Regions from separate parts of the Mus musculus genome. Here region 2 is linked to region 1. Evidence: chromatin loops called from intact Hi-C (ENCODE). Cell type or tissue: heart. All regions are shown on one strand. Links, peaks and the distances in the headings refer to the core of each region. The heading gives the core; the rest is flanking DNA.

The links. Peaks named below come from ENCODE experiments on the same cell type or tissue, not always from the same donor. Only the 100,000 strongest peaks of a DNase experiment are listed, where the experiment ranks them.
Region 2: it touches region 1 in a loop (2.4-fold over the local background); 2 of 42 quality-filtered maps call a loop at or near these places.

What each region holds. Positions count from the first base shown.
Region 1 is chr15:68,357,202-68,368,315 of GRCm38, forward strand. No RefSeq gene overlaps it. Among named protein-coding and RNA genes, the nearest start is that of Mir30d, 21 kb to the left of the region's middle. In heart, for the core only: CTCF peaks have their summits at 5,463 and 6,297; DNase peaks (open chromatin) are centred at 4,970, 5,290 and 6,210; H3K4me3 peaks cover 3,130 bases; H3K27ac peaks cover 3,601 bases.
Region 2 is chr15:68,409,554-68,420,667 of GRCm38, forward strand. No RefSeq gene overlaps it. Among named protein-coding and RNA genes, the nearest start is that of Mir30d, 74 kb to the left of the region's middle. In heart, for the core only: a CTCF peak has its summit at 6,160 (motif pointing left); DNase peaks (open chromatin) are centred at 2,828 and 3,348; H3K27me3 peaks cover 815 bases.

The DNA of each region.
Region 1 (11,114 bases), core at 2,174-10,173:
AAGAGATGAAAAATGAATCAGGAGCTGGATAAAGAAAAGTCTTATTAGCAGTGCAAGCAACAACAATAAATAAAGCCACATTATCATGATGCGTTAACAGTAGAGTGGTAAGATCAAACTTCAGAACTACAGTGGTTATCATTTCTAGAAAGCACAATCCAACTTTCAAATGAAACCTCATGCAAACTTCCATACTAAAAACTAATCAAGGGCTGGTAAGATGGCTCTTAAGAGCACCGACTGCTCTTCTGAAGGTCCTGAGTTCAAATCCCAGCAACCACATGATGGCTGACAACCAGGTGCAATGGGATCTGATGTCCTCTTCTGGAGTGTCTGAAGACAGCTACAGTGTACTCATATAAAATAAATAAATTAATCTTAAAAAAAAAACACTAATCGAAATAGGAATGCAGTCATTAAGACTGGAGAATGTACTATAGAGTACAGGGTAAGAAAACAATAGGCTAAAACCAAACATTAAAAAGCACCATTTAACATATACTAAGAATTACAAAACAAACCTACAGGCAGAATTTTTTCCTCTAGATAAAATATTTATAGAAAAATTATTTCAGTGTATGTGACCAATGGCTTCTATCACAGCTACTGAAAGGAGACAGAGATACACAAGGCATAAATTAAATCCTTCAGTACATCATTTGAGTAATACTTACAATATTATTATATTGCACCACAATATAATCTGTAAACTGTTCCTTTTCTGTGATTATAAAGAATCTACAAAATTCTATATATTAGATTGGCTTACAGGTTTTATTAGACATTTTATAATTAGGAAGTCTAACAAGTATTACTCAAATTTCTGAGTTTGCATACACACACCTTAATCAAAAACATTATCAAAAGTATTTTAAAATTTTTCATTATAGTATTACATTATAATAATTTCATTATAAATTTATTTGAAAGCCAGGCGTGGTGGCGCACGCCTTTAATTCCAGCACTTGGGAGGCAGAGGCAGGCAGATTTCTGAGTTCAAGGCCAACCTGGTCTACAAAGTGAGTTCCAGGACATCCAAGGCTATACAGAGAAACCATGTCTCGAAAAACCAAAACAAAACCAAAAACCAAAACAAAACAAAATTTATTTGAAAAAGAGAACTATATTATAACAAAAACAATTCATTTCACATGTTCCAATGAATTAGCCATTTAGGCTTAGGTTTAATACATTACTCTTTCTACTTCTTTTTAAATATAAAAGTCTGAGGATCAACATAACCATTAAGAAGAAAATAATGTGTTCTTTTAGAAAAGTTTCTGTTTATGAATCAAACTAAAAACATATTTTGAAAATAGTATCATAGAACCAAAATACAACCATCCCTCACATGTAAAGTCAAAACAAAGTGGTCCCAGCTTCACATACTAATCTAAATATTCAATTAGGTTTCAGAGAACAACCTCTATCTCCTTAAGCTCAAGATTTTAGGGGTCCTTTGAAAAGTCCATAGACAAAATTTATATGAATATAAATATGTATTTTCCCCTAGTTTATAGAACCACAGTAACCATTCAATTTAGAGTATCATCTGAATAAACTATATTAATTAAATTTGAAACCATTTTCCAGAAGGAATGGCTGGGAGAAAATAAAAACGACAGTTGCTCTTTTCAAATGAACATTCTACTGTTCTTACAGACAGGATGATCACTTGATGAATGGAGTTTGGAAACATAAATATTTAATAGTGAAAGAAAACTTTTAGAAGAAAGAAAACACAATTTCCACAATACTTATAGCAACACCTCTTAACTGTTAGATTTCTGCAGGTTATAAATAAACTGAAAAGGTCCATAGAGTAGTTTGGCCCCACAGGTTTGAATGAAACATTTTATGCTTAGCAAGTGTTATTCAACTTGAATTTACATGCACTGTTTTGAACCTTTGATTACATTTTCCAGAAAACAACACTGGGAAACTGAAAAATTATGTGACATTTAAAAAGTGACACTGAATTAAATGATTCAATTGAGATGATAAATCAGTCTTAATTTCCAATTAAAATTTCTAATTATTACTGCTATTCTCACACATCCTGGCATAAACATTTTTTAAATGAAGTAATATTCCTACTTTATTGACTTTATCTAAAAAGAAATGTTCTCACTAATCATAAATCTAATGTAATATTTTACCTCATGTTCTGAAATTAATAATCCTTTAAGATAGTCCCTTGAGATTAAAAAAAGAAAAACATTTCTTTTAATACCACCTATTTTTCAATCTTCATTTTAGTCAATTTTTTAACTGAGAAATTAACAATCTGTGTACATACATAAATCAATTCTATATCATACAAGCTGTTTCGTTAATCTTTATAATATTCAAATCTGCTAAAAGGAATAAAGCTGTGCCCAGTATCCTGAAGTTGTATTAAAATAATTCACTTCCTGATGCACTTACAGAAATAAAATGCTAAGTGCTCTTAGGGCATTTTTATTTTTAGCACGTGCCTATGCTTAGTTTCCCCTTCAGTTCCCTTCTATTAAGGGTTCTTGAGATTGCAGGGTGATGAGGTATCACACCCAGGGCAAGCATGCAGTGTAAAGAATGGATCTGCATTAGTTTTCTCCCGGGACATTTATGGCTATTTCCTCCTCTTGCTTCTTTTCCCAATATAAAGGCTAAGCTGATCTGTATCTGTAGGTCAAATTCTTTTATTTTTTTCCTTCGAGACAGGGTTTCTCCGTGTAGCCCTGGCTGTCCTAGAACTCACTCTGTAGACCAGGCTGGCCTTAAAGTCAGAAATCCGCCTGCCTCTGCCTCCCAAGTGCTAGGATCAAAGGCGTGGGCCACCATTGCCCGGCTTGTAAGTCAAATTCTTGTCAGATTAGTTTTAATTTTTTTTTACATAAACAAGCAAAACAGTATCAGAATTAAAGTCGCCATGCTATTGCACCAGACTTTTGCCATTCTAGTAACCAATTTAAGGCACCAATCTGATGAAAAAAAGAAAGAAAGAAGGAAAAATGTTCTCTTCAAAATTTAAAAATTACTTAGGAAAATCTAGCTTCTAGTTCTGAAGAGAGTGCACCCAGGGGAAATTTCAAGGTTACATTTTTACTGTGTGTGGACCTAGACCAAATCTATTTTGACTTTACTCATGTCTGGGTATAACCGATTGTTGGCCTCTGCTGCAGGACTACCTCCTAGTGAGAATCTTGCCACAAGGTGATTTTGAGACACCACTAACTACCTAGAGTGGGATTCTTGTCAAATCTATGGTAAAACTTGACTGAATAGTGAAACAATTTGAACTACGTTTCAATGTGACTCCTTAAATGGTACAGCTTAAATCAGATGACAAACTTTCCACTCATTAATTGATGCATGAAAATATGGACAATGAATTCAACTCTGTCCCCAGGTAATGTGTGATAGCCATATTCAAGGAAACATTCATAAGCCATGGAGATGCCAGAATTCTCTTACTAAATTGTCCAACAAACAAATTTCATAAGTCAAACAACATTTACTAAGTACTATTTAAGCAGACTTGAAGGTACCCTGCTCTGTAAAATTCTCATTGAACTAACAACTACTTAACTTGTTTTGTAACCTTAAACTTTAAAATATCCAATTTCTTAAAGTGGAGGACAGCTGCTTTCCTCTCCCCCTCTACCTCACTGCAGCATTACTGTTTTCCTATTTCCCCTCAAGCAAGCTCGGAAAACTGTTAGCCCCTAACCAACTGTTCTTATATAGTAGAATATGCAAGCAACACCAGCAAATTTGAAACATAATTAAGTGGTTTTAAAGTATAAGCAGAAATGTACTTCATAAAAAAGTCACTTTATTTTTGGCATTGTTCACAATAAACACTCAAATAAAATGACTTTGGAAAATGGAGACATTATTATCTCAAGTTTCTTCCCCATGGGTCCTCATCACCTGGAGTAAAAGGTCCAAGAACTGTTGAGTTCCATAAACACGTGACTTCTGTGAAGTCAGCAAGGTCAATGAGCCTATACCAGGGGGTTATGTTGAATAAGGGCCACTGCCTCTATCTTTAGTTCCCTTTATGAAGAGTCAGGAAAACCAAACAAACAAAATTCCTTATATGTTACAGGAACTGTTTGGAGGTTGTGACAACTAATCACCCAACTACAGGATAGTATGCAGATCCTTGTCTGTAAGGGCCAGTGGAAGCAAGATTAGGAGGAGGTACAACACTGACTGCTGAGGAACAAGTAACAAGATGGCCTACTAACCTTCCCTTCCTTCTCCGAGAACCTCCAGGGCTGGGCTTCATGCCACACCACAGGGACTCAATTTCAGAGTGAGGGTTCTCCACTGAGAGAACTTTTTGAAAGTGACAATCATATATTCAGAATTAAAAGGAAAAGCACTCATATATCAGAAATGCTCAGGGTGAGAATCAAAACTTGAATTTACTAAGCCTTCTAACTTACATCAAATTTACAGAAGGGTGTCCTTCTGGCTGTTCCTTCACTATAACCCACTACACCTTTCACAAACCGGGGAGTCTTCTAAAGTTTAATATACACCTGGCACCTGTTTAGACTGGTTTTTACTGGGGGGGGGGGGGTGAGGCATCTCTTATCAATCTGAACACACTACACTGGAAATTTCCAAACTCCCAAATAAAGGCACACCAGGTCCGAGTGCGTGCCTGGTATTCTCAAAGTCATCTCCTGGAGAGCCGTTCATGTAGGAAAATCACTTTAATGTCTGAGAAGGAGGCAGGATCCATGCGCGCATTATGATCCTGCTAAAACTAAAAAGAAAGAAAAAACAAAACAAAACAAAACATGTATCCATGAAGAAAGGAAGGTCCGGATTAGCGACTGACAGTCCGAAAAGACCTGGGTTGGAAGAGTCCCGAGTTCCTCTGAGGGAAGCTGTGCACTGATGGGTGGCACTGGGTCAACGTGATTACTTAACCTTGCCAGCCAAAACTAAACTCTGCTCGGACCAGCCCCAAAGCTGGGGGTGCCGGAGCCTATCAAGTACTCCGGTGTCTTCTCGTTTCTTCCCGTGAAACGTGGAGCCTGACACCTGAAACTTCACCCAGACGCTACCGCATTTCGGAGCGTTTGCATTTATTTTTTAAAGTGCAACCGGCAAGAATCAGTTGTCGGCCGGCGTGCGAGAGGGAGAGATTAACCTATTTCCTGCACACACAGGAAAAGAACTCATGACAATTCAAGCAGTTCCCTCTCTTCCAAGTAACTTTTTGGTAACCATTCGTCCTGAAATAACCACAAGCAACAAACACTGGGCACTGGCATGGCAACGACCAGCGGGCGTGCCAGGTCCCCCAAAGGCGGGGTCCGTGGGTCTGCGACCCGGTCCGGCCCCGAGCTGCGGCCCCTCAGCCCTCAGCCCCCCAGCGCCGGTCCTGGCTCCGCGCGACTTTGGCGGGGAAATGCACTTCGCCGGCCCGGACGGGAGGGCAGCTCGCCGCGGGCCGGAGTTTCCGAAGTGTCCCGAGCCCTTCCCGTGGCCTCGGCGACTCCCGGCTGCGGCCGCCCGGGGGCCCACCTGCCCCAGGGCCGCGGGGCCGAGCCGCTGCCGAGCCCGAGGGGCGGCGCCGCCCCCCGCCGGCCGAGCGCCTGTCAGCCGCGCCTCCCAGGCCGCGCCTCGCCCCGCACCGCACGCGCCCAGCGCCCGTCGCACTCACCTGGCCGCTCTCGCCGACCGACCGCGCGAGGCCGGAGACGCGCGACGAGAGGCCGCCGCCCGTCGCCCGCCCGCCCGCCCGCCCGGCTGAGTCCACCTCCCGCCCGCCCGCCCGCGCGCGCCTCGCGCCCGTCGCGCGCCCGTCGCGGCCGGGGAGGGGGTCGCGAGCACGCGCGGGCGAGGGGCGCGGGCGGCGGCCGCTGGGAAGCCGGCCCGGCCGCGTCCGTCATGGCGCACGGCGCGGCGGCCGCTCGCTGCGTTCTCTCCGTTCGTTCGCCTTTAGTTTGACCTTTCCCTCCAGTGTGTCTGAGGAGAGCGGCCGTGCGCGCGCGCGTGTGCATGGCTCTGGGTGTGCGCGCGCGCGCGCGTGTGTGTGAGTGGGAAGGGGCCGGGTTCGTTCCCCGACGCCTGACGTCACTGCCATGGCAACGGCAGCCTCCACCCCTCTCTTCCCGCTTCCTGTACCCGCCCCCCTCGGCACGTTAAGAGGCGGGGCTCACGTGCTCACTGAGCGCGCGTGCGCACGCACCCGCAGCGCGGGGGGCGCTGGGCGGTAACGAGGCGTCCAGGAAACTCCTCCTTCTCCTTGCGGTCCCCCGGAATTGGGCCAATATGGAGAGGAGGTGCTAGGGGCGGGCGCCCTTGGTTGCTAGGTTGCGTGAAAAATATCCTGAGGTAGTGCGAAAACTCTCCCTCCATCACTGAGCATGTCTGGGGAAAGGGGGCGTGTGAGCCCGAGTTGGGCGAGGTGAAGGAGGACGTTCAGAGAGTAGCAGAAAGAGGCTGGACATTGGGGACAGGTCAGAGCGTGTCGAACTGGGACCGCGTGGCTGCTTAGAACGGTTTACTTCTTCCCACCTCCTTGTGTGATCATGGGCATGCACGTTAAACACTCTGAACTGAATGTCCCAGCCAAAAAAAAAGAAAAAAGGGGTGGGGGGGATACTAAGAAAATCTGTCACAAGATGATCGTTAGTACTAAAAGAGAGAACTTGCGTAATGACTTCCCTGGTGCGTGGTAAACACTAAACATCTAGCTGCTATTGTGGAGTACATGGCCTAAGAATTTTGCAAGTGGGTACAAGGGACTCGTGGTTTTCTGAGACAGAGTCTCACTATGGAGCCCTCTTTGTCCTGGAACTCAATAATGTAGACCACCAGGCTAGCCTAGAACTCAAGAGCAGTGTGTGTTAGGATAAAAAAGCATCGGCCACCTTCCCTGGAGTGACATTAAATGATCACAGTGGATTACTGTCATAGCCTTTAAAGTTCAAGGGTCCTGTGGCTTATGAAGCCACCTTTTAGGAAGAGGAGAATAAAAATTTGCAGGGAACACTCTTTCCCGTTAAAGATCTTCCCCTGTGACTATGGAATCACTTCTCAATCTCATGCTGTCTCGTTCCCGCAGAGGTTTAGAATGCTCAACTTAAAGGGCTGGACCCTTAAGTTATTTGAGGAGAACGGTTCTGTACCACCCACAAAAAAATCAACAAAATTGCCCTTTCCTCTGATTCCTCAACCGGTGTTAATTTACTGCACGTTTTCTTTAAAGGTGCTCTTCAAATGTGTAGGTATATGAAGAAAAGGTAATTTAGCTAACCGGCATTTTCCAGTGGTCAAGTGGGAAAGAAGTTTGTTGTCCAACCTGCAGGCATGCAATGACCAGATCTGGGGAAGGCAGGCTCCTTAGATTTCAGACTAGCTGGTTACCTCCTCAGTCCTCAAACCTCTGATTGAAACTCTTTTTAAGTTACCCCTTAATTACAGTCTGCCTCCCAGAGTCTCTTGGCTATTGCAGGACTATTTCTACTGTTGCTGTTTCTGCTTTTGAACCTCAAATCTAAGCCTGGCCTTGATAGAGAATGTGACCCAAGCTCCGCAGATACACTCTTGAGTTCTCTACTTTCTTCCAAAACTAGTAGTATTTATGTGGCCCTTCTAAATTCCCAAAAGGTTGCTGGAATTACTCAGTTGGAATGTATCAGTCTCTTTTCCAGAGCTGCTGGCATACCTCTCTTTGGACACAGTTCTTCACAGGCTTCATGTTCTGCCATCTGCAAAAGTCCACACTGAACATCCATGTTTGGTCCAGTGTATCACATAATACCTATTTCTTTAAACTTAGGTCATCGGCCTTCTTCCTTGGCCTGAAAAGCCATACAGGAAGGAAGCATGTCCATTTCAATTTGGCTATACCCTACCTCTTTTTCATATCACACACAGGACGACTTAAGCAGCCACCTAGCAAACTGCTGGCTAGGCTCCCTGCCTATAAGGTTCTTAGAAGCAGAGTTGACCAACTCTGGCATATGAGAACTTAAGATATCTTACACGCGTTGGACTACTCTCAAAAGTAGCTGAAACTTCAAGGTTACTCCTGTGCAGTAGAATTAAGTGCTGACAGTAACAAGTTGCTAGGCAGAACAAGAAATGAGGAGACCAATGAAAATTGTCTACTTTTGTGAACCTAGGATTTTTCAGATGTTGTTAAGGGTGAGGCAGACAGTAGACGAAATGCCCAGGGTCTGTCAGGGGTGTTGCTCCTGGAAAGAGAGCACTTATGTTCAAGAGGAAATGCCCATATCAATCAGGATTTATTTATGCTGGACTGGTAGCACCTGTCCCTGCATCTGATTTGGCACCGTTATCTGAAGCCCGATGGCATTCTTGTGTGTACTTGTATCTACTCTTGTGTTTCTTTGACATGCTATTTAATTCTGTAAATAAATTTTCCCAAACTTATTTCTCTTATTGTTCATTGTGCTCTTGCAGCTGCCAAGCACACAGCAGCATTGCCTCAGAGTCATCCTTCATTTCCACTGTGTCCATTCAGTTGGCATCTGCTAAAAGCCTTCCTTTCCCATGGTTGATGTTAACCAGTTCGTCCAAACTGGTGTTTGTTGTCATGGTACAAGCCATTTTCTGTTGGTGTATTTTTGGGGGGCACTTTAATGGGTTCTATCATCTACCACCCTTCCAACCCTTATTATACATCATTCCCTTCCAACCACCCAACACTAGGTAGGAGAAAAAGGTTAGAGAGGAAAGGTGGCATAAACCTCTTTAGACTATCTCCTGCTGAGTAGGGGCATCCGGTTCCTTGGAGGCCAGTCCAATCTCTACTGTCAGGATATCTCCAACCAACAATCCAGAAAAACTGCAAAACAATAGCAATCCAGCAATAGCAAACACAGCAGCAGGGACCAGCAGCAGCAGGGGCAGGGGAAGCATGCCCTCTCAGGGTTCTCTGTACCCTCTCAAGAGTCCCCAGAATTCCAAACACAAACTTTCTGCAGCTGGCCAAACTCATGCCCTTCTTAGAGCACGAGACAATCAAAGTGGCTGTGGACAAACTGAAGCAGCCCTGTATCTCACATCTGGGATAAAACAAAAACATATTCATATAACTTAACTGGATTGTTTAAGAAACCAAGATTCTCTCTATAATCTTCCTTTTTTAAGACTCATTCCCAAACTACTAACTTGTCATTTTTGTCTTGCCTTGGGACCATTTAGTCCCAATCATGCTTATATACCAGATTCCAAAGACCATTATGAAAGGTAAAAACAGGGCATCTCATCAGCTAGCTTGAAACTCCTCCTGATTCCTTCTCTCTCACTGGCCAGGCTGCTTGTGTGACTTCTGATGCAGTTTACCTCAGTCATGTTTCTCATCCCTTTTACAAGGGTTTTTTTTTGTTGTTGTTCTCTGGATGTTGAAAGTGTTCAGTATCTTCTATGTATTATGTTCTTTGTACAAACAGGCACACATCCTAGGATTCTCTGCTCTGGTCCCTCTACCAAGGTAACTTTCTCTGTGACTTTGAAGTTTGTAAAAATTGCCCATGCTGTGCCCTCTGGGGTTACTTCTTTCTCTGTGTTGTAACTACCTCATATATTTTTAGGTCTTTTATTCTGAACCAGAATATGAGATTCTAGAGATCTTGGGCCTTGACTCACGTCATTCATGTGATGTATATATTTCTGGCACCACCTCACTACCTGGTATATAACTGATATTCCGTAATTGGTTATTGACTACATTAATGCACTGAGCCTTGTACTTGTTAGACAACCAGGAAGAAAGAATGTCAATTGAGAAACTTTCCCCCTTCAGATTGGCCAATGGGAATTTTCTTGGTTAATGATTGATGGGAGAGGGCCCAGGCTACTGTGGGTTGTAGAAGAAAACAAGCTGAGAAAGATACAGGGAGCAATCCAGTAGGGAGTTTTCCTCTGTGCTTCCTGCTTCTACTCCTTGAGCTTCCTCAGTGATAGACTTTGTCTGAAGGTCTAAAATGAGACAAATGCTTTCGTTCTCTAGGTTCTTCATTGAGCAGTTTATCATAGTGACAGGAAAGCACACCAGGCCAAGCCTTATGAAGGGGGGGGGGAACCCCAAAACCATTGTACTTATTCAATTCTTCACCAAGCTATGTCTAGAACTATAGGACTAATCAGTGGGTGATGCATGAGTTAGAATTCAGTCAGTACCAATTCATGTATCAGGAAGGGAGCATTTGTTGGTTAGTCCCGTCTCCAACAACCTTCTGCAGTAGCCAGTGCTCTCCTCATTGTGCAGACAGGGACATCTATGTGGGTGCGGGGAGCGACTGGACCACAGTCATGCTTGATTGTGGGAAAGGCAGGATTGATTCTGGAAACAGGTCATCATGTAAGTTGCTGTGTTACTGTCCTGCTCTGCTGCAGTGACAGTGGTGTTCATGACCATGTCCCTATTCTCCCTTTCTCTTAGAGAAATCCCAGTCTCCTGCCAGCATGAAGAAAAATGATTGCTTTATACAGGGTGAATGTGTGCACGTCAAGCTAAATGGCTTCTCTTTGGAGTCATTTATCTGTAATTGGGTTAAAATTGTGGTTTTAAGGCCAGGTATGGGATGCATGCCTTTCATCCCAACTCTTGGCAGACAGAGGTAGGCAAATCTCTGTGAGTTTGGGGCCAGCCAGGGTTATGTAACAGGACCCTATCTTAATAAATAAAGTTGCAATGTTTTAGAAAATAGATGCATCTGAAGAGGATGTGAAGGACCCAGCTAATTAACTCCCCATCCCTTGACTTTTTTTTCTTCCTTCCTTTGCTTTTCTTGTTTTGTTTTGTTTTTCCCAACCTCTGTGGAGAGCTTTTGGGGCTGCTTTTAGAAACTTGGCAGAAATTTGACAATGGTCCGGGACATAGAAGTAGCCCTCCCGAAGGCATTTGACTTTGGGCTAGAACAAAGTAGACCTCAGGCAGGGATTTGACTTTGGACTAGGACTCAGAAGTATGCTCAAGGCCTCAGCCTCAGCAGCAGCGGTCGCCATCTGGGTTCCGGGACTCCGCGGGACCTAGGAAATTAGTCTGAACAGGTTAGAGGGTGCGCCAGAGAACCGGACAGCTTCTGGGATGGGCGGAAGCACAGAGCCGCTGAGGCAGCAGCCTGGGCAGG
Region 2 (11,114 bases), core at 2,075-10,074, 52 kb after region 1:
CCTCCATCGGGATACAAGGCATCCTCTGCATAGATAGGTCATCACATCTGGCTCAGAGTCTGACCTGAGCCTGATAGATCACCCTTTTCCAGACTCACTCAGAGAGTGAGCCTTGTACCAGTTACTTGATGCTTCCCTGATTTGTCTTCAGCAGCCTTTGCAACAAAGGCAGTATTCTTCCCATCACACAGACAGAGAAACCCAGAGCCATGGAGCAAGTAGGCTCTGGAGGATCTGTGTTCGGACTTAGCTCTTAGCCCTGTATTATTGCATGCTTTCCTCAACCTGCAGAGTCTCAGCTTCGTGAGTGCCAGTGAACATGGGGTACAGTGGGAAGATGCATTGTAGAGCTGTTGGCTCCACTGGATACAGTCAGCATCCATTAAGTTCAGGGACCCTATGAGTGACAGAAGCTCAGGCAGCTCTTTCTCAGCTGGCAGTTTGGAGGGTTATTGTAAATATTCTCCTTCCCTGAGAAGATGCCCCTTTGCCATGTACCTACTGGCCCCATGTTTTCATGACTTACTTATCTGGAGATATTCACTTGTTCCCACCCTGGCAGGTCTGATTTATGAGAGGGAAGAGCAGCCAGATAGTCAGGGCTTCCTGGACCCTCTGGATGGGCCAGCTGCCCATGCAACTGTGGTCCTGCAGCCTTCTAAGTGCTCCCCTCTCATGCCTCTTATTTCTCAGGTTGCAGCAGATTGCTGGAAACCCGCTTCCTTAGGTTTAGTCTTGGTTTCATTGTGCATGGCAGAGGGCCTAGACAGAAGATAGTCACTGATTTGGGTAGTTCCTTCCCTTCCTTCTTTCTCTCATACTAATCTGTTCTTGGGATGGACTTTCTTCCTGTTGTCCTTTGAGAAAACCCTCAGGAGTGACTGATTTGTGTCTTTCTCATTGTTGCTATTGGCTCAGGGCTTCTTTGATGGATAGGAGCAATTTTCTTTGAAACTTGGATGCAATGTTGGCAGTTCTACAGGACATACATTACATTCCTCTGGGAGGGAGCTAGTTCCTGGGACCTCAAAATGGAGTGATTCTATTCAAGAGGGTGTGGGGGAAGCAGAAATAACCAGGAAGGGATTTATTTAAATATTTTTGCATAGCTGCTCTTCCTAGTGTATAGGCTTGACCCACTTCTGTGAGGTAGCTCCTTTTGGAAAGCAGGGGACCGTGAACACACGTTAAAGGTAAAGAACTCAAAGGAGAGGAAACAGAGGCATGTCCAACTAGGAGTCACAGGTCTCTGCTTCTAAATACCCCTTGATTCTGGCTGATGTCAGAAAGACCCACTGATCACAGGATGGGCCATATGCTGTGGGAAGTGCAGGGCACTGGGGATCAATGAGACATGCTGTTTCTCCCAGAGCTGATAGTTTATCATGCTCATCATCATGTATATGTGTGATGTGTGTGTTTAAGACATCTGTGGAACTCAGAGACAATTTCACTCCTCTTTGGTTCTCGTCTTCCATATGGGTTCTGAGCATCATACTTGGGTCCTCAGGCTTGCACAACAAGGAACCCACTGAAATTCTTCCTGGCCTTGCATATCCATACCTTACTCCATTCTGTAACTTAAGTTCATCCAGCAGTCAGGAAGTAGCTTTTGGGATTTCCATGATTCGCTCCTAGAGATAAGGAAACTGAGACATGAGGCAGTAAAAGAAGTTGTTGAAGGTCATTTTTAGAACCTAGAGGTCCTGAAATTCAGAGATAGGACATCCACCTGGTATCTGTTGCCTGGAATTGTGTTCTTGGTGCCTTTTGCTTTGCTAATTCCTATAAATATGAGGAACTCCAAATGTTGCCATCCATCTATCCAAGAGCTCTTTTGTTTGGAGAGATGTGGATCCACTGAGCATGGCCATTGGGGAGGTGAAACTCGGGGAGCTTGCCTGCGCTTATCCCATGCACCTTTGGGTGCTGGGCCTCAGGGAAGTGCCGAGACACTGCTCTGGGGGTAGGAAAATGCAGTCCAAGATAATGGGGGTGCTGAAGTTGGGGTTCTCTGACACCTGGGGACTCAGTTGCCACTGGGTGCTACACAGAAGAGTTGGGAATGCAGGATCGTGGGTCCACTGGCAATGAGGCCAGGACCGTTTGGGTCCCAACAAGCTGAGGAAAGTGTGTAGCCTGCGGCAGGGGGAAAAGGGAGCTGTGGCTTAGCTCAAGGGTGATTGTCCTTAGCTTGGTGGTGGTTGTCTAGAAGAGCAGATAGGCCATCTATAGGAGGCTTAGGCTGTGGCTCTGTAGGCCTTCTGTATGAACCTTCATGACAGTTTTTTTTTTAATCTTTTTGAGACAGGGTTTCTCTGTGTAGCCCTGGCTGTCCTGGAACTCACTTTGTAGACCAGGCTGGCCTCGAACTCAGAAATCTGCCTGCCTCTGCCTCCTAAGTGCTGGGATTAAAGGCATATGCCACCACCACCTGGCTTGATGGTTCTTAGTGAAAGAGATAGTCCTTGGTTCCAAACTGTTTATTAGTTGTTCATCATGGTAAAGGATGCATGCTAACTTCTCAGGATGAGCCAGAGATTAAATACTTTTTGCAGGGAAGAATGTCCGGAAAGAGAAGCTTATTGTCTAAACCTTCAGGACCTCTAGGTACCACATAAGCATGAAGAACTCTTTTGGGCTACATGACCAATGTGGGAGTGTGGCACATATTCTAGGCCAGGAATCTGGCAGGGACCAGGGAGCTGCCTACCACGTCAAGTGAATGGTGAGATGCCAGAGACTCACACCATCTCTGCCTTACCAGGTTTCCTGGCATGGTCCATTGTCCCACAGAGAGAAATCATAGATGGGTTAGGAACTCAGGGTTCCCTCAGTGTTTGACAGCACTGGGCCATATCAGTCAGCAGATGAAAGCAGCTGGAAACAGCATACTCTGATAAATATAGTAGCCCCATTCAGGCCCTGGGGCTTAGGAATCTGGACAGGTGCCGGTGTTACAATTCTCAGGTTGAGGTGCTAGGCCTCCGAAGACTTGATATCTCCCAGGAGCTCTTCTGGCAACCAGGATCTGTTTGAAGAACTGTTCAGCTATTCCTCTAAGTTATTAGTAGCTGCTGACTACATCTGAGATACTTGTCTCTATCAGAGTAGTATTTTGGAGCCAGGACATCCAGAGAACCATTCATGAACTAGGTGCTATGCATAGCCTGTATCACCCTGATGCACTTACTCCTCTGGAACAGGTAGATGGGATCCACATGTAGGGTCAGTTGGAGCTAGTCCATGTCATAAAAATACCTCCATGTCTCATGGTCTGGGGAAGATTCAGGCACGTGGGTGCTGTGTGTGGCTTTTGAGAGCAGCCACTTCTTCAGCTGTCAACTGGCGATGTCAAGGCCTTATCTCAGCTGCCACTTCAGCAGGCAATCAGAGGTGTTGGTGTTTTACACTGAGAGGCTAGCCCACTATTTAGGAACTGGATAACAGTCATGGCCACAAGCAGAGCTGTTCAGGGCTCCACACTTGGGCACTGATACTAGATCTATGCCAGTCATTGAGGCTCTTTAGGCTCTCAACCAGTTGCAGATACTTTTGTATTTGGAAGCCTTGTGCTCAGGAATGCACACTGGAGTGTTTAGGAGCTCAGCTTCAGGTATCAAAAGCCGGCCCAATCATAAGCATGGTGCCTGGTTGTACTGGGTATACACTCAATATGCTATGAAGTCTCACATTGTCATGACCCTGGGCCTGTGAACATGTGAACCACACTATGACTCTGCATGTGTCTGTAGGTCCAAACCATGGCCAGAGGATGGTGCTACTGTCCAAGACAGGAAAGACAGGTGTCTAGTTAGTGATCAGGTTTCCCTACCACTGCTGTGCTGTCTGCATGTCACTGCTGCCCATTGCTGTTTGTCTTTCTCATTCATCTGTGCTACTGAAATTAGACAAAGTAAGGCCACTAAAGAGACGTCTTCATTGGATCTGACGTTGCAACATTAGGGAAGGCAACAGAGGAAAGTGTCCCTAGTCAGCCCAGCAAGTGAGCTATGTAGTAGCTTATTTACATAGCCTGAGAAGGGGTGTTTGCACCCGCCACCCATTTGTAAGTCACAGCCTTGCCTTTGGTATCAGTCACCATCAATAAGTCTTTTTGTTTTTAATTTTAACCAATCAAAGCCTTCCTTCCAGTCATTCTAATTCCTCCAGGGAAGGAACTCAAATAAATGCTATGCAGAGCGTTAAAACTGGCCAAAGTGGAAATGGTTCACCCAGGCTTGTGATTGCCAGATGTCTGGTACAAACTGCTTTAAACAGTCCTGGCAGGGTCTGTGCCTCGAGGAGCCAGGGAGGTCAGCTAGAATCTTTTCCATAGATACCTGTAGGCATCTGCATAGTATTCCGGATGGCTGCTGCTCTCATAGGGATGATCCAGTTGGCAGTTAGGCTGACAGGCTTCCTGCTTAGGGCAGCTCAAGTGGGGGGAGGGGGCCTCTAATAGATTCAAGGAAGTGAGATTATACTGTCCCCAACATCGTGTTTGCATATTTGAAAGCAAATGTCAGCGGGAATACTTGCAATATAAACTCAAAAACTTATCACTAACATGACCCAAGAGTCTTAGATTCCAGCAGTGCTTAAAATGTGCTTTTTACCTGCCCAGTGCTCAGGAAGAGAAGGAAAGTGCTTCAAGTGGTGTACTTTCTGGCTCTTAAATTCACCATTCTGGTTGGTCAGCCCAGCACTTCGCATAGGCCTCTCATCTTGGGACTGGTGCCAAATTCTTGGCAGCTCACCTCACCGAGGCAGGAAGGCCTGCAGTGGTAGGGGACAGGTTAGGAAGGGAGACATCATTTTAGGGGAAGTTGTGTTCTCATCCCAGATGCATCTGTTCAGCAGACCTGGGCCACCCTGGCCACTGGAACTCTTTCAGTCAACAGTATCACAGAACCCTTCTTCAGCTTGATTCTATCACCTAGCTGGCTAGCAACCGAGGCACAAGCTGATCGCATGCTAACTTGGGGTGTGGTTGGGAATGGCAGATATCTCTTTGGGGCTGGATAACAAGTAAAGCCTTTCAGACTTTGAAATTGAGATCAGAGCGTGGAACTGGAGCCAGCCACAGGATGGTGAAAAGAAGAGGCCCAGAGAGAGGAACCTATTTGTGCTGAGCCATGGGCTAGGAGGAGGAAAAGTGTGGTTCATGATAGAGACTGTGTGGTTGAGGTGTGGTGCATGGGATGGCTAGGGGAAGACCAGGTGAGACAGGAGGCCAGAAGGACCACGGAGAGCCTTGGAGGCCATGATGAGGAGGTAGTGTTTATTTCAGGTACATTAGGAGGTGGCTGGAAGTGGCTAGGAGCATGGTCTTTCTGATACAACCCCTCTGTGGTTGAAGCATCCTAGAATGTGCAGATCTCAAGGGCAAGGGCATGAGGCTTGGTACCTGGAGTCCTGGCAGGGCAGAGTAGCCAGCTCCACTACTCTTCACTCTAGTTCTCTCTGTGAGCAGGTTCAGGCACTGGGCATACACCAAGTATTCAGCACTTTATTAGTCACCGAGGGTGCTAAACAGTCTTATATACATCCTTGGCTTCAAGGAGTTCCCTGGCTCTGTCCATGAAAGGACAAGGAAACCATTGGCCCAGTTCTGGCCCACAGAAATATGAATGTTGGCTTCCCAATGGGGTAAAAGACATAGGCAAATCCAGCCTTCATGAAGGTGCATCAGAGACAAGCTACAGGACATGCTTAATTGCTTACTGGGAAATCTTAATTAAAACAGCACAAATAAGTGCAATGCAATAAAATCAATATTCACGAACAATTAAAATGTGTTTGCTCAGAGACAGTGACAGGAAAGAAGAGGGTTGGGGGGAGGGAAATGTGTCAAAGAAGGTGGAATGTTCCTTGGCGTGGTTTCTGGGACCCTTCTAGGAATATAGGGGAAAGGAGGAGAGCTCAGGTCAAGCTTAACATCCTTCTGCCTGTCTGTCACTCTGTCATCCTTTGTCCCAGTGTTGATAGCTTCGTCTTTAGTGAAGACTTCTGTGTGCAGAGCCCTTAGTCTAATCATCAGAAATGAGAAGTGCCCTTAAAAGACCTTACTGAAGACCTTCCTGGCAAAATAAGAAGACAAGACTAAACAAAGTATTTCTCTCTTAAATGCCAACGTGTGTTAAACTGCCCTCTAGTGGCTCCACACAGAATGTCACAGTCACAGGTCCCAACCACAAGTCCCCTTATTTGCTGCTCTGGATAGGTTGTCCCCTTTACACCTCTTTCCTGGCTGACACATCTGAAAGTTGTCAGGTAATGGCAGAAGGTTAGCAGTTAGAGAGAAAGATGTTAACTATGTATCACTCTCCATTCCATGTATCTACCTCTCCTGCAGTATGTTCCACATGCTTCCACTCACAGATACGCCTTTTCTCACCCGTATCAGCCTAAGGAAAACCCATGTCCTCACGTCCTAGCATCTGCAGTATCTGTGAGGGTTTGTCTGTCCACCCAGGCATCTGTGAGCATCAAGAAGGCAGAGTTGAGTTACCATCCCCCCCTCCCCCCCAGTTTTAAGAGCAGAAAGAAAGGGAATCAGAAAAGGTGTCCCACCATCCATGCCTTCAAAAGGGATTCACGTGGCACCATGCTCAGGGCAGGCATGGAAAATCACCTCTGGCTGCTATTGCTGCCCTACCACCACCCCCCCCCCCCCGAGTTCCTAGAATACTTCACTGCTTTGGTTTTCTGTGTCAAGGGAGAAAATAGTTCTTACGGTGTGGTGGACTGAGTAGGAGTTAGCTAAGTTACTGGGCATAATGCATGTTTCAGAGGGTCTAAAGTTTGAATCCTGCTGTTTCCTTTGCGAGTGGGACTTTTGGGATTATGATAAAATATCTGCTTCATAAGCTTGTGATTGTGATTAATTATGACAACCTGGATATAGGCTTAATGTAGTGTGTATCAAATTATGATAAAAGTACTTGCCATGAACAATGCCAGCACTATTGATGTTGATATTAATTTTATCAGCTCATTTACTTCTCTCACTGAGACACTGGCATAAATATTGCTTTTATCTACCACAGAAGGGAGAAGGCAAGACTCACAGAGGTCCAGTGCTTACTCAACTAATGAGGCAGAACCTGCTGCAGAGCTGTCATGCTGTTGCCTGGTGGATCTGTCTGAAAGACATGGACCATGAGGTCAGAGCTGTATGGCAAGTGTTTGGGGTACCATTATGCAAACAAAGTTAGCCCTGGGGGTGATGTTGAGAGATAAATTTCCCAAATGAACATGCCAGCTATTTGGAGTTGTTAGTTGTGATAGATAGGAGAGAGAATGAAGTAGAGGACCAATAAAGGAGACGGTCAGGTAATGAAGTACAAGACTACAATTTGGAGAGGAAAAAATGTTAAATAATTTATGTGTGTGTGTGTGTGTTTGTGTGTATAAAATTTTTAAAAAGTCAGTCATTTCCCACAACATAAAACTCATTCTTTTAATTTATGCAAATGATTTCTTCTTACTTTATTAGCAAAAATTCACATTGTTCTTGTTTAATATGCATTTTTGTTTCAAAATGAAAAACTATCACTCACTAGTCACTCCCTAACCCCCCACTTTTTGTCAAATCAGACACTCAATTTTAATGGTGCCCTTAGCAGGAAAGGATAAATCTCTATTCAGGGTTCTAGTATTTAGGCCCCTTCCAAGGAAATTTGGAAACAGAATTCAAACAGATGCATGCCAGCCGTCAAAGAATCTGTAAGTAGAGTAGGGAAATCAGGGAAAGAACTTCAGAGGATGAGGGTTGCCATGGAAACAGAGGTCAAAGTGCTATGGGAGCATGAGGGAACAGAGTAGGCAAAATTGAAATCATGCCTTTTTATTATTCTCTGTTTGGCATTGTTTTAGATTTTACAAAAAAGTTGCAAAACTAATTCAGGGAATTCTTGCATATTTGCATGGCTTCAATGCTGGAACCCTGACTGGAGTGATGGGGGATTGAGAGAATGACAGACACACAGACACACAGACACACAGATACACAGACAGACAGACAGAAAGACACAGAGAGGCTGGAATAAGTAGTCTGGGCTCTAAGATGGAGAAGTTGCAGTACACTGGAGGCACAGTGTGTTTATTATACACAGTTGAACGGGGAGGCAGGTTTATTGCAAAGAGGCAGGGTTTACAGTATACACTGAACAGAGGCAGGTTCAGCTGATCTCAGTAGGAGCATTCTCCATAGGAGAGAAATCTTAGGGAGAGGGAAAAGCTATATCAGACATTTTCTGCACTATCCATATCCGCACATAGACCACAGGAGGTCTCATCTGAGCATCTGCTAGGAAAAGCTTTGCTACTCTCATGGGTCTGAAGAACTGGGGTCTTTGTTTGTGTTTATGCCAACAGTACATATCCATGTGGGCTTCAGTCCCTCGCTACAGGGGATTACTGATACCGTCTTCGATGGCTCACCGGAGTGCTGTCTCACATTGCCTCACTCTTCTGCTCTCTCCCACATGGTACGCTCGCTTTCTGACCCAGTTGAGAATGAATTACAGAAACGATGCTCCCTTCTTCCTAATTACTTCATTATGTGATTCCTAAAATCAAAGGCATCCTTTTACATAGACCACAGCATAAAAGTCGACACTGGAGAATTTACAGTGAGATGAAATAATTATTGTCTTCCCCAGACTGTCACAAGAGCAGTCTCCATAGCAGACTAGAACCTTAGCTCACACCCTGCATTTGCTGCCACATGGCCAGCCTTCATTAGTCTGGGACACCTCCCAAGTTGTTTTTTTTTTTTTTTTTTTTTTGCCAAGGACAGTTTTGAAAATGGAAGGCAATTATTTTGTAGATTTTCCTTAGTTTGCCTGACATTTCCTTGTGGGGTCATGGTTCTTCTTGACAGAAAGACCACAGAAGTGATTTTTTTTCTTTGCGGCACACTGCACATTGTATAAGGAGGTACAAGGTGATCATTTTCCATGTAATCAGGAGAGTAACATTGATCAGAGGATTACGCCATTTCCTGCCAAGACCATCCACTCCAAAGTTACCACTCTGGTGAAAACTTAGGTAACAATCATACTACTTGCCAATTTGCCCCACAATGTTAGCATTTATTGATGAGTCTCACTTATAGATTCTGACTTGTGAGAGCTAACATTTCATGTCACTTTGTGTATTTTCTTTACTTAAAATGAACTTTCAGAGGAAGAAATTTCTGTGGCTATTTCCCGATGCTAAGAAAATCCGCACCTTCTTGTTCTATTTGGATGTTAAGATGTGGAGAGTGGGAGTTCGTAGGCAGTGCGTCAATCGTCACAAGGTCAGGAAAGCTTGTGTTTATGGTAAACATGGAGGACAGTTAAATGAAGGAACACAATTCTGTAAACATTCAAACGCACAGAGGTTCCTAAGCAAACACTCATTATCCCAAGGCCACAGGCCAATGACTCCCAGAATCATTAAAGAAGAATTATTGGAACAAATGTTTCTTGGTAAACAGGTATAAAGACAAAAGAAACCGAAAGCACACCTGCAGAAAAAGTACAAATTGGACATATATATATACAAATATGTAAACAAGGGGAAGCATTATGTCGTTTCCACACATACATGTAATGTCTGTAATGCCCATTTGATTATATTCACCCCATCATCTTTTCTTACACTTGTTCTCTTCATTTTTGCCTCCCTCTTCTATGACACTCCACTTTTCCTTCATGTACGGAACTTAGAACTCATATTTGGCATAGAAATATTATGTTTGTTGACTTTCTTCTTTATCTTTTTCTAAATAAATGATACAATTAATGCAGCACTTTAGACTTTACAAAGACTTAGGTTAACTGTGTTTTTGAGATCCCCCAAGGGCACTATTTGTGACTTCTAGATGAACAACGTTGGGTGTAGCCCAAAGTTGCATAAGGACTTAGGAAAACCCACTATCAGAGGTAACAAATCTTGTATGTAAATTGAGGGGCCGAATGAATGAAGTATAGAGTGGAAGTTGATTTTGTTAACATTTTCAAAGGATATCATCATTGTGGGAGTTCCTTGTGTCTGCCCAACGATCTTGAAAAGCAGTCATGTGGTGGCGTGGTGTGTGACTGATAGGTTTGGATCCCAGTGGCAGAAGGACCTTCAGTGGAAGCAGAAGGCAAAGGGATGAATAGTTGGGTCTCTTCAGCTTGAAGTGGTGGATAGCCAGCATGTAGAGGACCGTTTCTTCTCATTGTCAAGCCCAAGACTGGTCTAGTCCAAGCACTGTTAGACAATGGGTGAAGGTGGAATCTTCCTTCCCATGGTTTTTTCTTGGCTTTCTTCTACAGGGTGACCCTTGTAAGTTCTGGGTGTGCTTGATTCCTGAGCTTCCATAACAAATGGCTATAAACTCAGTAGCTTAAAAAGAAGCCACTTAGCTCAAGGTCTGGGAGGCAAGAAATCCTAAATCAAGGCAGTTTCAGTCCATATGCCCTCTGAAGAGTTCCTATTTCTCCAGAACTTCTGCCTCGCCCACCCCAGTAACATTGGGCTTTTCTTGGTCTATACATATTTCCATCTTACAACCTCCTTTGCCTTCTCCTTTGTGCATCCTCTCCTGTTCTCAAAAAATGACACTAGGAATTATTGGATTTAGGACCCTTCATAGTTCATTTTGTATACTCCAGATTGTATAAAAGTATGAGAGAGATTCCTATTTTAAGTTAAATTAAAATTCCATGTTATCCTTTATCCTTCATTGTACTGTTTTCCTTTTTTTCCTATGAGGGAAGCTGATTTCTTGAGTGACTTCTACTTGCTGATGCTTTTTGTTTTTGTTTTTTGTTTTTAGACCCAGCTCAGACACAACCACCTCTACACCCACCCACACTTAAAGCTAAGCAAAATGATTTTTTTAAAAAAAAATCTTAAGTGTCATATTTATATAATTACCTCATTTTTTATTAAGTTGTCTTAATGTCTCCTTTGCTGACTTCTCTTAACAGTGAGCTTTCTTCTGTAACAGCTATCATGCATTCATTTGACTACCCTCAGTGCCTAGGTCAATGTTGGCACTTAGTAATTGTACACAATGTTTGCTAAGTTCAATTTACTTCATATCATATAAAGTGTGATATAACTATATA